Regions from separate parts of the Homo sapiens genome. Here region 2 is linked to region 1. Evidence: read pairs that join two places in POLR2A ChIA-PET (ENCODE). Cell type or tissue: MCF 10A. All regions are shown on one strand. Each heading gives the region's core, and the rest is flanking DNA. Links, peaks and the distances in the headings are about the cores only. Region 1 overlaps PLCE1 (phospholipase C epsilon 1). Region 2 overlaps PLCE1 (phospholipase C epsilon 1).

Evidence for each region. ChIA-PET counts read pairs that join two places held together with the same protein. Peaks named below come from ENCODE experiments on the same cell type or tissue, not always from the same donor. Only the 100,000 strongest peaks of a DNase experiment are listed, where the experiment ranks them.
Region 2: POLR2A ChIA-PET joins it to region 1 with 6 read pairs; 2 of 35 experiments call an interaction of 5 or more read pairs at or near these places.

What each region holds. Positions count from the first base shown.
Region 1 is chr10:94,181,821-94,187,204 of GRCh38, reverse strand. All of the region lies in intron 4 of PLCE1 (phospholipase C epsilon 1), which reads right to left. Among named protein-coding and RNA genes, the nearest start is that of PLCE1-AS2, 76 kb to the right of the region's middle. RefSeq lists an enhancer at 3,477-3,546. In MCF 10A, for the core only: no CTCF peak of the experiment used is centred there; a DNase peak (open chromatin) is centred at 3,324.
Region 2 is chr10:94,088,578-94,093,961 of GRCh38, reverse strand. The region is part of intron 2 of PLCE1 (phospholipase C epsilon 1); the gene reads right to left. All of the region lies in intron 6 of PLCE1-AS2 (PLCE1 antisense RNA 2), which reads left to right. Among named protein-coding and RNA genes, the nearest start is that of PLCE1-AS2, 18 kb to the left of the region's middle. In MCF 10A, for the core only: no CTCF peak of the experiment used is centred there; no DNase peak of the experiment used is centred there.

The DNA of each region.
Region 1 (5,384 bases), core at 220-5,219:
GATGCAGTAATGTGTGTGCACGCACACACACACACACACACACACACACACACACACATATATGTTTCATCTTGGCTTAGCCACTTTCAACCTATGTGATATTGGGCAAATTCTGTAGCCTTTCATTACTTATTAATTATTATCATTTTTTTAGCCCCATGTCTTAATTTATCTGTAGCCTCTCTCTCAGTTTTGTTATTTGTAAAATAAAGCCATGGCTCCCACCTTTCAGGGTTGTGTAAAAGCTAAATGAGATTAGGGTTGTAAAGTGTTTGGCTCAGTGCCCAGTGCAAGGCACAGGATTCACAGCAGCTTCATCATCACTCTCTCCATCATTATCATCATATCAACGAATGCGAGAGAAATTAGATGTCCTCAAGTAGCTAATTGTCAAATTAAGTTTTTTTCCCTTTTGATAAGATAATTTGACTTGCATATCAATTATGTATCTTGGTTTTAGGAAGAGGTTTCACAGAGGAGACACAAAATGGAGAAACATTTGTTGGATGATTGTAGAGTTAAGGAGATTCACATCCAGTTGAAAAAATGTTCTGTTAGGCCAACCCGATGAATAGTCTCTAGTGACATGCCATAAGGCTTTCTATTAATTCCTATTAGATTTGACATTTTTACCAACAATTTGAACAAATATACATGGCACATATTTATCAAATCTGAATATGAAAAAATCTAGAGTGTTAGTTAATTCAATACAGAGCTGAATTAAGATTCAAAATTATTTTGATAGGCCTGAATGCCCCAAAATTAAAATGTAGTAGACTTAAATATAAAATACTATGCCCATGTGAGAAAATAATAAATGAAACAACCTATGCAGAGAAATGATGAGCTTGATGGCTGTTTATATGATAAAAGTCTAGCAGTTTTAGTTGATCATCAACCAGGCTAATAATTAGAGCTAATAGAGAAAAGCAATTAATTTAGCAGGAATTAAGAGCGGAGAATTACCCAATTGAGAGAAGGAAGAGACTCACTGTTCAGAACAGATGAGGAAGCCCCATTTTTACCTTTTGCCAGATGACGTAAGTTCTGAAGATATGGGGAATGTCCAGCCTCAAGAGAACCAAACCAAAGGAAGATATAATTTTTACTATTCCTCCTGGGGACTGACAAGTGGAATTTGTAAGGAGAAAGAATTCCGCCTGTTTTAAGGAAGACTGTTAAAACAAATCGAGCCGCATCCTCACAATGAGTTTGTTGAAATGGAGCGAAGTCCGTCTTCAAAAGTTTTTAGCAAAAGCTGGGCAAGAAGCTGCAAGGAAGGGATTCTTACATTTGGTGAATGACATGAGTCCACATTACCTCCAAAACTTCATCAGTGTGAAAGTTCAGAGCTGTGCCTGACAAAAGCCTTCCCAATCTCCAAAGCTCTGAAGCCTTTGGTCATCCTCAATGGAGATGTGCCTGTGTGATCTCCCTCTTCAAATCTCATGGCATGCACAGTCTTTATCTCTCATTCTGCACAAATCACACTAGTTACCATTTATTGAGAACCTATCCTGTACTTGATTTTATATATGTTATCTTGTTTAAGTGTCCCCATAACCATGTGAAATTAATTAAATTATCCCACTTCATAGATGAGAAATATGAAGCTAAATTCTGTTTTTTAAATCACTCACTTGCCCAGGGTCCCACAGTAAGTGGCAGAACCCCATGTTCATGCCCAGACATTTTTTTTTCTTTTTAGGTGGAGTTTCACTCTTGTGGCCCAGGCTAGAGTGCAGTGGCACAAACTCAGCTCACTGCAACCTCTGCCTCCTGGGTTCAAGTGATTCTCCTGCCTCAGACTCCCAAGTAGCTGGGATTACAGGCACACACTACCATGCCTGGCTAATTTTTTGTACTTTTAGTAGAGACAGGGTTTCACCCTATTAGCCAGGGTGGTCTCAAACTCCTGATCTCAGGTGATCCACCTCAGCCTCTTAAAATGCTGGTTATTACAGGCGTGAGCCACTGTGGCCGTATGCCCAAACTTAATGATGGAATTATACTCTTTCCTCTTTCTACTAACTCATGGCACTTCTCTAACCATGATCTCTTACACAATAGTTCATGCCTGGCATTGCTTTATCCCCTTTTGTGTATATTTATTCATTATTTTATGTCTTGTATGCCTTGAACTAGATTGTAAATTCCTCGAACAAAATGACCCATGTCTTGCTTTTCTTTGTATTTCTAACAGTACCTAATAGGATAATTATTTACACTAATTAGCATTATTCATAAAATACTATTACACATCTACTATATAGATGGTACCATGCATAAAAACCAGAGATATAGCAATGAACAAGTTAGAAAAGTTTCTAGCCTAAGGAGATAGAAAAAAAAAAATAAGCAAGTCAAGTTCCCTGGCTCTTGAGCTAAGACATGACCAAGGGAAGGCAGTAGCTGTGATATGGTCTGAGAAAGAAGGTCTTTTGCAGAGGCAACAACAACTGCAGAGGCTATGTACAGAAAACTAACTTGGCATGTCCAGGGAACAGAATGAAAGGTTGTGTGGCTAAAACAGAGCCAGAGAGAGGGGTGAGTGTATAAAGTTAGGTTGGAGGGCCGGGCGTGGTGGCTCGTGCCTATAATCCCAGCACTTTGGGAGGCTGAGGCAGGCAGATCACCTAAGGACAGGAGTTCAAAACCAGCCTGGCCAACATAGTGAAAGCCTGTCTCTACGAAAAATACAAAAATTAGCTGGGCATGGTGGCAGGTGCCTGTAATCCCAGCGACTAGAGAGGCTGAGGCAGGACAATCACTTCAACCCAGGAGGTGGAGGTTGCAGTGAGCTGACCGTCGTGCCATTGCACTCCAGCCTGGGCAACAAGGGCAAAACTCCATTTCTAAATAAATAAATAAATAAAGTTAAGTTGGAGAAGTAGGCAGGAGCAAAACCATGCAGGGTCTTGTTATCTTGGATTTTATTTCAAACGCAAAGGGGGGCCGTTGAAGGGACACTTAGCAGGGGAGTTACCTTTATGCTTATAAATGATCACCCCGATTGTTGGGTGGAGAATGGATTATAGCATTTGTCAGCATGAAAGCAGTGCTGGAGATAAGTGCAATGATGGCTGGTTTCAACCTAGCTTAGCAGATGAAATACTAAGGAATAGGCCAATTCAGGGGGTATTTTGCAAGTAATGCAAATGAAACTTGCTGATAGTTTATGCTATGGTTTGGATGTTTGCCCTGTTCAAATCTCATGTTGAAATGTGATCCCCAATGTTGGGGCCTCGTGGGAGGTGCTGGATCATGGGGTGGATCCCTTATGAATAGCTTAGTGCCATCCCCTTGGTGATGAGTAAGTTCTCACTCATTTAGTTCACTCAAGATCTGGTTGTTTTAAGAGTCTGGGACATCCCCCTTTTCTCTCTCTTGCTCTCATTCTTGCCCCATGACGTGCCTCCTCCTGTTTCACCTCCCGCCATGAGTAAAAGCTCCGAGGCCTCACCAGAAGTGGATGCCAGCACCACATTTCCTGTAAAGCCTGTAGAAGCATGAGCCAATTAAACCTCTTTTCTTCATACATTACCCAGCCTCAGGTATCTCTCTATAGCAATGCAAGAATAGCCTAGTACAGTTTAGATGTCAGGGTTTGAGGAAAGAGTAAATCAATCAAACTCTGGTTGATGGCCTGAACACTTCAGTTGACACTGAAGCTGCTAAGTGAGATGGGGAGGGCAGCAGCACTGGGTGAGGGGGGAAGGTCCTGGATGGTATGTGAATGGTGTGGAGGGAGAAGTTAATTCTATTTTGGCCATATTTGAGATGTCTTTTAGACATGACTAGAATGTAAGCTCAGTGGGGCAGGAGCTTTGTCTGTGTTGTTCTGTGCCATATTCCCCATGCACAAAACAGCATTTAGTACAAAAGTTGGTACTGAAATCTTGTTGAACAAAAAAAGCCAAGGTGAGGCATTGAGAAGGCAGTTGGATTTATGAATGTTTAAATCTTTTGGGCAAATGCAGATCCTCAGTAAAGCATAAATACATTCCTCCTTGGCTCTCACATGTGCAGTAAAAATCTCTAAAAGTGGTTTTTCAAAGAGCAGAATTAAACATCCTAATAGGGTCAGCTAATGCCGTCCTGAAAAGAGGCTCAAAATCCTAATCTCTGACCAAAGCTGACCTGATCTTTCCCACAGTGTTCAGAGTCATTTAAGTGATCTGATGGCAAAGGCCTTGAGGAACTGCTGCAGTGCTTCTCTGGGTCATGTTTATTATTTTTAATAGTAATAACACTGCTCACATAGGTCAAAATTCCTATTCATCTATTTGCTGATTTCCACCGGATCCATTATTGTTTCTACCAGTCTCAGGACAGAGGTGTTAACTGATACCTGCTTTAAAACAGAATTAAACATGTCTCCAATAAGTCAATGGCTTTGACAGTTAACTTTCTGGGCCAGTTAAATTCTAGAGACACAATGTGAGCTTTAAGAAGGAGAACTAAGAATTAAGATAGCCTATTATAGTAATAAAATAGTCTAAATATTAAAGGTTTCAAAATCACATCCTCCATTTTGTAGTACTATGAGCAAACAATGAAAAAAATACAGAAAGAAAGGAAAGAAGAAAAGGAAGGAATGAAGGAAAGAAGAAAGAAAAGAAATGAAGATGGGGCCAGGCATGGTAGCTCAGGCTTATAATCCCAGCACTTTGGGAGGCCAAGGCAGGTGGATTGCTTAAGGCCAGGAGTTTGAGGCCAGCCTGGCCAACATGGTGAAACCCCATCTCTACTAAAAAAAAAAAAAAAAATTATCCAAGGGTGGTGGTGCACATCTGTGATCCAGCTACTCGGGAGGCTGAGGCACGAGAATTGCTTGAACCTGGGAGGCGGAGGTTGTAGTGAGCCGAGATCATACCATTGCACTCCAGCCTGGGTGACAGTCAGACTCTGTCTCAAAAAATAAAATAAAATAAAAAAGAAATGAAGGCAGGGAAAACAACCCATTACATTTATTTAAATGTACGTGGAACAATTCTCAAGTATCTGCACTAATGGATGACCCCAAAGATAGAAACCATTTTCCTCCTGTTTCAAAATGAAGTCCTCCATGGCAGTACTATGAGCAAAAAATGAAAAAAAAAAAAAACAGAAAGAAAAGGAAGGAAGACATTTTCCTCCTATTTGCTTTGGGATACAGCTTTGTTCTCTTTGAGTACTGCTGTGACTGATGTTCTAGAGCAGTGATTCTCAACTATTGGTGTGTTGGTAGCATCAGCGTTATCTCGTGAAGTTATGTTTTTTCCTTTTTGTTATTTTAAATTTTAGAGAAAGGGTCTCACTCTATCATTCAGACTGGAGTATAGTGGCATGATCCTACCTCACTGCAGCCTCAATTCCTGGGCCCAAATGTTCCTCCCACC
Region 2 (5,384 bases), core at 1-5,000, 93 kb after region 1:
TCAAAAAAAAAAAAAAAAAAAAAAAAAGAAATACCGATTAAATGACTGAATGACCTTCATCTCCACTCCACATCTCTGGTTTACTGCTAGCTTTTGACCCTGACAAACCCTGTACTTGGCTCTCTGTCTTACCCAGCACAAATCCTGTCTTCCCAGACCACCATCACTATTCTACTCTGCGACACAGAGTGCAGGTCATGAGTGATAGAAAACTAGGGCCACCTGCAGTAAAGCAGAGAACAGAGCACCTGGGCTGCAGACCTAGGCAGAGTCAAGACCATAAGAAATGGAAGAAGGCCTGAGATAAATGGGAGCAGGGCCAGACCACCAGGCAAATTGGGCAGTGGGACTGTGCAGCTAGGAACTCAAAAGCTGATTAGTTTTCAAATCCTTCACATGGCATTTATTTAATTAATGGACACTGACTGTCTGTTTCTGAGGCTGCAGGATTCTTTTCCCCCTTTAGTGAAGTAACATTGTATGATGAATACTTTCTTGCAACTGAGTCACTGCCTATTTGTTTCTTTGTGCTTTTGCTACTGAGTTCACATGAATTATGATAAGCTTATTTTACATGATTGTAAGGGGCTGGTAATTCTCAGCAATTTCAAGAATGAAACGTTCACAAAGACTTTCAAAACAGTGACATGACATGGTTTGGGAATTCAAAATCACAGTTATTGAAAACATTATTTGATTTATTATATTTTACATTTTACATACAGATTATAATTTATGTTTAAATAATGTACTGCAGGGAGATGGAGCTGGGCAATTTTACCAGGCAACCAAGGTTTAGGGGGCTGCTAGACTTTCAAAAGTAAAAATGAGTTGCTTTTAACAACAGCTCCATGATTTCACCCTTGAATTCCTTTAGAACTCTTGGATGAAGGCCAACCTGTCCCTGTGATTTATCCATATCCAGTTTGTCAACTCAGTCTAGAACATTCTGTTCATTTACTACTTTTTGATCTAGTACCTCTGCTTCTAAAGATGATTTTGATATATTTTTCTGAAAAGACCAAGGCAAATAATTTATTGTGTCTGCTGGCTCCCTTTTCTATCGCCCAAGGAGTATTCTGAGCATCTGCAAAGGTTCTGCTGGATCTTTGCCTGGTTCCTTCACTTTGATTCCTATAAAAGTCTCTCTTATTTTTGCTTTAATGTCAGTTTCTTATAGAATGCTCCTTAAATTATGTGTGAACCTTTTTACTGGGCTTTCTAGGTGGGTTTCTCTGGTTTTCCAACTGAACTTCCTATTTTTTTCAAAGATGTCTCTTCCTTATTGAAGTCTCTTCCTTATCTTTGCCTTGCTCCTTCACTTCGATTCCTATAAAAGTCTCTCTTATTTTTGCTTTAATGTCAGTTTCTTATAGAATGCTCCTTAAATTATGTGAACTTTTTTACTGGGCTTTCTAGGTGGGTTTCTCTGGTTTTCCAACTGAACTTCCTATTTTTTCAAAGATGTCCCTTCCTTATGAAGGAATATGCTCTTCCTTGAGCAATTCTCTTTGCACTGTATCTGTAAATAATAATTATGATCCCAACCTCCAGAGCTATAAGGGCAAAATAAATTAAGGAACATAAAGGATTTCACACAATACCTGCCACAAAGAAAGTGTTTAGCGTCGGTTGTTTCTTCTTACTTTATTGGACAAAGAAGGTGGGGTAGGGAAAAAAACCTAGTTCTTCTCACCCGTGCCTCTCAAAATGATTTTTTGAATCCTGTCATATTTTGTGTTTCTGAAAAGGTGTTTGGCAGTTAACCTTTTTTAAAAAAAATTCATTGACAAGATTCTTGAGGTTTATTGACTATTTTTCATAATTACTATTCATGCTTTTAAAATTCTCGTCAGGTATACATTATCTTGGTTTTCCGTTCCTTGCATCAGACCGTTAATCTTACATTTCTTAGGGTTATTAAATTACAGTGGCTCACACACAGACACCTCCCTGTACCTTCTATGGTATTTCTTTTTCTTTTCTGCTATAAAATCATTAGCACAGGAAATGATCATTTGTCCTAGTTCATTCCAGGGAGGTATTTTGCCAATCTACAAGTGAATAAACACTCTCATTATTGCTAATTGGCCTGATTTTTTTTTAGCTTGGCCAGTCCTATTCCAGTTTCCAGCTCAATCTCATTATCCTTGTCAGGTGGCCCATAACCCCCTTCTATTGCTATATTTTCCATTAACTATTGACTATTTCCCTATTTCCACCCACTGGGCCTCTCCTGATGGCATTTTTATGCTGAAGCTCCTTGGATTTCTTCACTACTCTAATACTCTGTTTCATGACCCTGGCTTCTTACTCTTCATTGCCAACTATCTCAAGAGCATTTTCAATTCCTAAGAAACTCAACAGTCTTTTTTTCTTTATACCCCTGTCTCCTGCTGTCACTAGAATCCTCAAATTCCACCTGTCTCTTAGGTACTGTAGACTATAGTTATATAATGAACTATAGTTATCTTTCTCTCCCCTCTCAATCTACTCCTCACACCCCAAAGAGCCTCAGAAGCTGTGTTGTAACCAACTCTGCAGGTGTTGCTTAGGCATACGAAAGTTTGAAAAGCACAGATCTAAAGCATTGTTTACTGCTGAGGGAAGAACTGAGTGTTAAGATGCCATGGAGGAGGCTTTTCATTGTTTACCCTTTTTGTACTGTTTGAATTTTTTTCAACCATGCACATGTCTTACCATTTTAATAGAAATAAAAAGACCAAACAAGTAAAACCTTCATCAAGATCACATTAAGAAGGAAAAGATAATCCATGGCGACTGTTCCCAGATGTTTCTGGCAATTGTTCCTCAATTGTTTACCTGAACAATTTTCCCTCTCTCCAAAATGACAGATAAGGAGAAAAAAGACAGAATGAGGATAATGTAATACACTGACAAAAAATTATATATATATTTTTTGGTCTTCTGAAAACATTTGAGGAAAAGCATTTGTAACAATAGCTTGTCTAGATTCCTCTAAAATAGAATGGACACAGCACAATTAAGAGTCTGCATGTTTTAACTCTTGGAATGATTTTCTTTTCCTAAAGATTACAGCTATTCTCACACCTTCTCAAATTGAGGCTCAAGCCAACCTTACTATTAGCCATCCCACTAAAAGAAAATACAATGGTTAAAATGCTAGATTAAAGTAACACAAAACGCAAGAGACTGCTGCCAGTCTGTTTCCAAAAAGAAAAACAGGACGACATAGGCTGAAAGGGCTCACCGAACAAAAACAAGAAGAACCACTGAGTGCATAGACCTCGTCCCACTCAACCAAAGCTGGAGAGTCACAGTCCCCTACATCTAATGAAAACATTTGATTTCCAATAAATTAAAGTGATCAGGAGTCCCTGCATCTATCCATCTACCACAAAGACCACAGACATTCACTTCTACCAAGACACCCCGCACCTTCCATAAGGAAGGAGAGATGCCAAATGCCCCCTTTCCACACAACTTTGGACAGGAAAAATGAGCCTGCGTCAGGACACGGACACAATTTCTCATGTTATTTTTCTGAGGGTTGTTATCCATCTCTCAGGGTTGTAGAAGGAATGAACACTTAATTGAAATTTTTAACCCTAACACTCATAAAACATCATATGCTCTTGAAAAGGATTATGGAAATTCGCAGATAGAATTATGTGAGCCATTTCAAGAGTAGTCTTCATAGCTTGAATTCCTTAAACACAGTACTTTGGGATGAAGTTAGCCAAATACAGAGAAACAAAACAGTTTTCAAGTTTTATTCTGGGTTATTTTTAACTCCTTTTTTTTTTTAAGAAAAGCAACAGAATTTGGAAATGAGTTGGTGGTGAGCAGAAAACTACTCCTTTCAATGACCTCTTCTTCAGCTAATCTTATCAAAGGTCTAATATCCTTTTAATGTTTATAAGTAAATGACCACTCAGATAAACTGCATTACCTTTCCCAAAACTATGGACATTTACACTGAAAATTTTTTAAAAAGCATATTTGAAACACCAAAAAACATGTAGCTCATTTTAATCAGGGATGCTATCAAATGTTTGCATTTAACTCCTGAGTATAGTTTTTTCCTCTTAGAAAAAAAACTATAACTACTTCAGGATATTCCTTACTAGTATTATAATCACAAAAGCCAAAAGGTAAAAAAGAAAGCAACAAACCAAATCTGCAAAAAGAAGAGCAATTTATTCAAAAGCGAGTATCCTGAAGAATATAAGTGAGACGTTTTCATCACATTAAATGTTGATACATAATATACCATAGGCCATTGCAAAAGGAATGAAAACAAACATCTAATAAACTCTCAGGATACCTATCGAGATCTTGTAGATTAACATGCAAAAAAAATCTCAAAGCTGAATTGCACAGCAAGAAAAATAATTTGTATCTCTATAGTTAAACATTTTAGGTTAAAACATTTTAGAAACTTTCTTAACAAGGAAAGAAACTTCTCTGATCTTCTTTGTAAAATGTCTCAGAGGAATTGTATTTTGGCTAACACTGCACAATGGTGCTAGTAAAGAAACAGTCCCCAGGATTCCATGCATTAAGAACACTGGGGGATTTCTTAGACAACAAGAACCCTTACCTGGTCTTCTTTAAGCCTCCAGCATCCACATCCATCCTTTAACAAGGTAAAATTGGGTACCTCAGAGAGCGGGAAGAGCCAACCAACCTTCAAGACAGCTGAGAGCGTGCAAAGCCACAGCTGACAGCCTGCTTCCCTCTCCTGGGGCTCTCTGCCTAAGAGGCTGCACAGAAACCAAGCCTGGTGCCAAATCTTAATCCCTTTGCAGAATCTCACGTGGAGCTGCCTCACCTCTTCCATTCCTGCAAAGTCTCTTCCTGCTGCACTTCCTTCTGAAACCATTAATCACCACGACCCACTGAATGAAGCCCAATCTCAAATCACAGTGAAAAATCCTGCAACGTGCAGGGTGATGAGTGTTTACATTAGCTGAAATGAAATGATGTAATACCCAGAATCGAGGGAGGGCTGCGATCCAGAGTCAGGGCATTGCAAAAACCTCTGTGAAACATAACTTTTCTACATTACAAAAAAATGTCCTTGCGTTTTAGTAATCTGGCTTCTGTAAATTTAGGATTACTTGGATTTTTCTGATCTCATCAATTTGTTTTCCAAATAGAAATTCAGAACTTCCCAATTACTCACTGTTTTAGTCAAGTTTAAAAAAAAGGGTAGCAAATAGAACCCAAAGTGTATACATGTGCAAAGAACCCAGTATCAAGGGAATAATAATAGAAGGCAGCCATCCAGGTATGTGGGCACCTGCCATGCTGCAGAATAGCAGAGCCTCCCAAGGGTCTAAGTGCCTTCAAAGTAAAGACAACTCCTAAGAAAGACAGTATTTGTTTAAGCCAGTGGC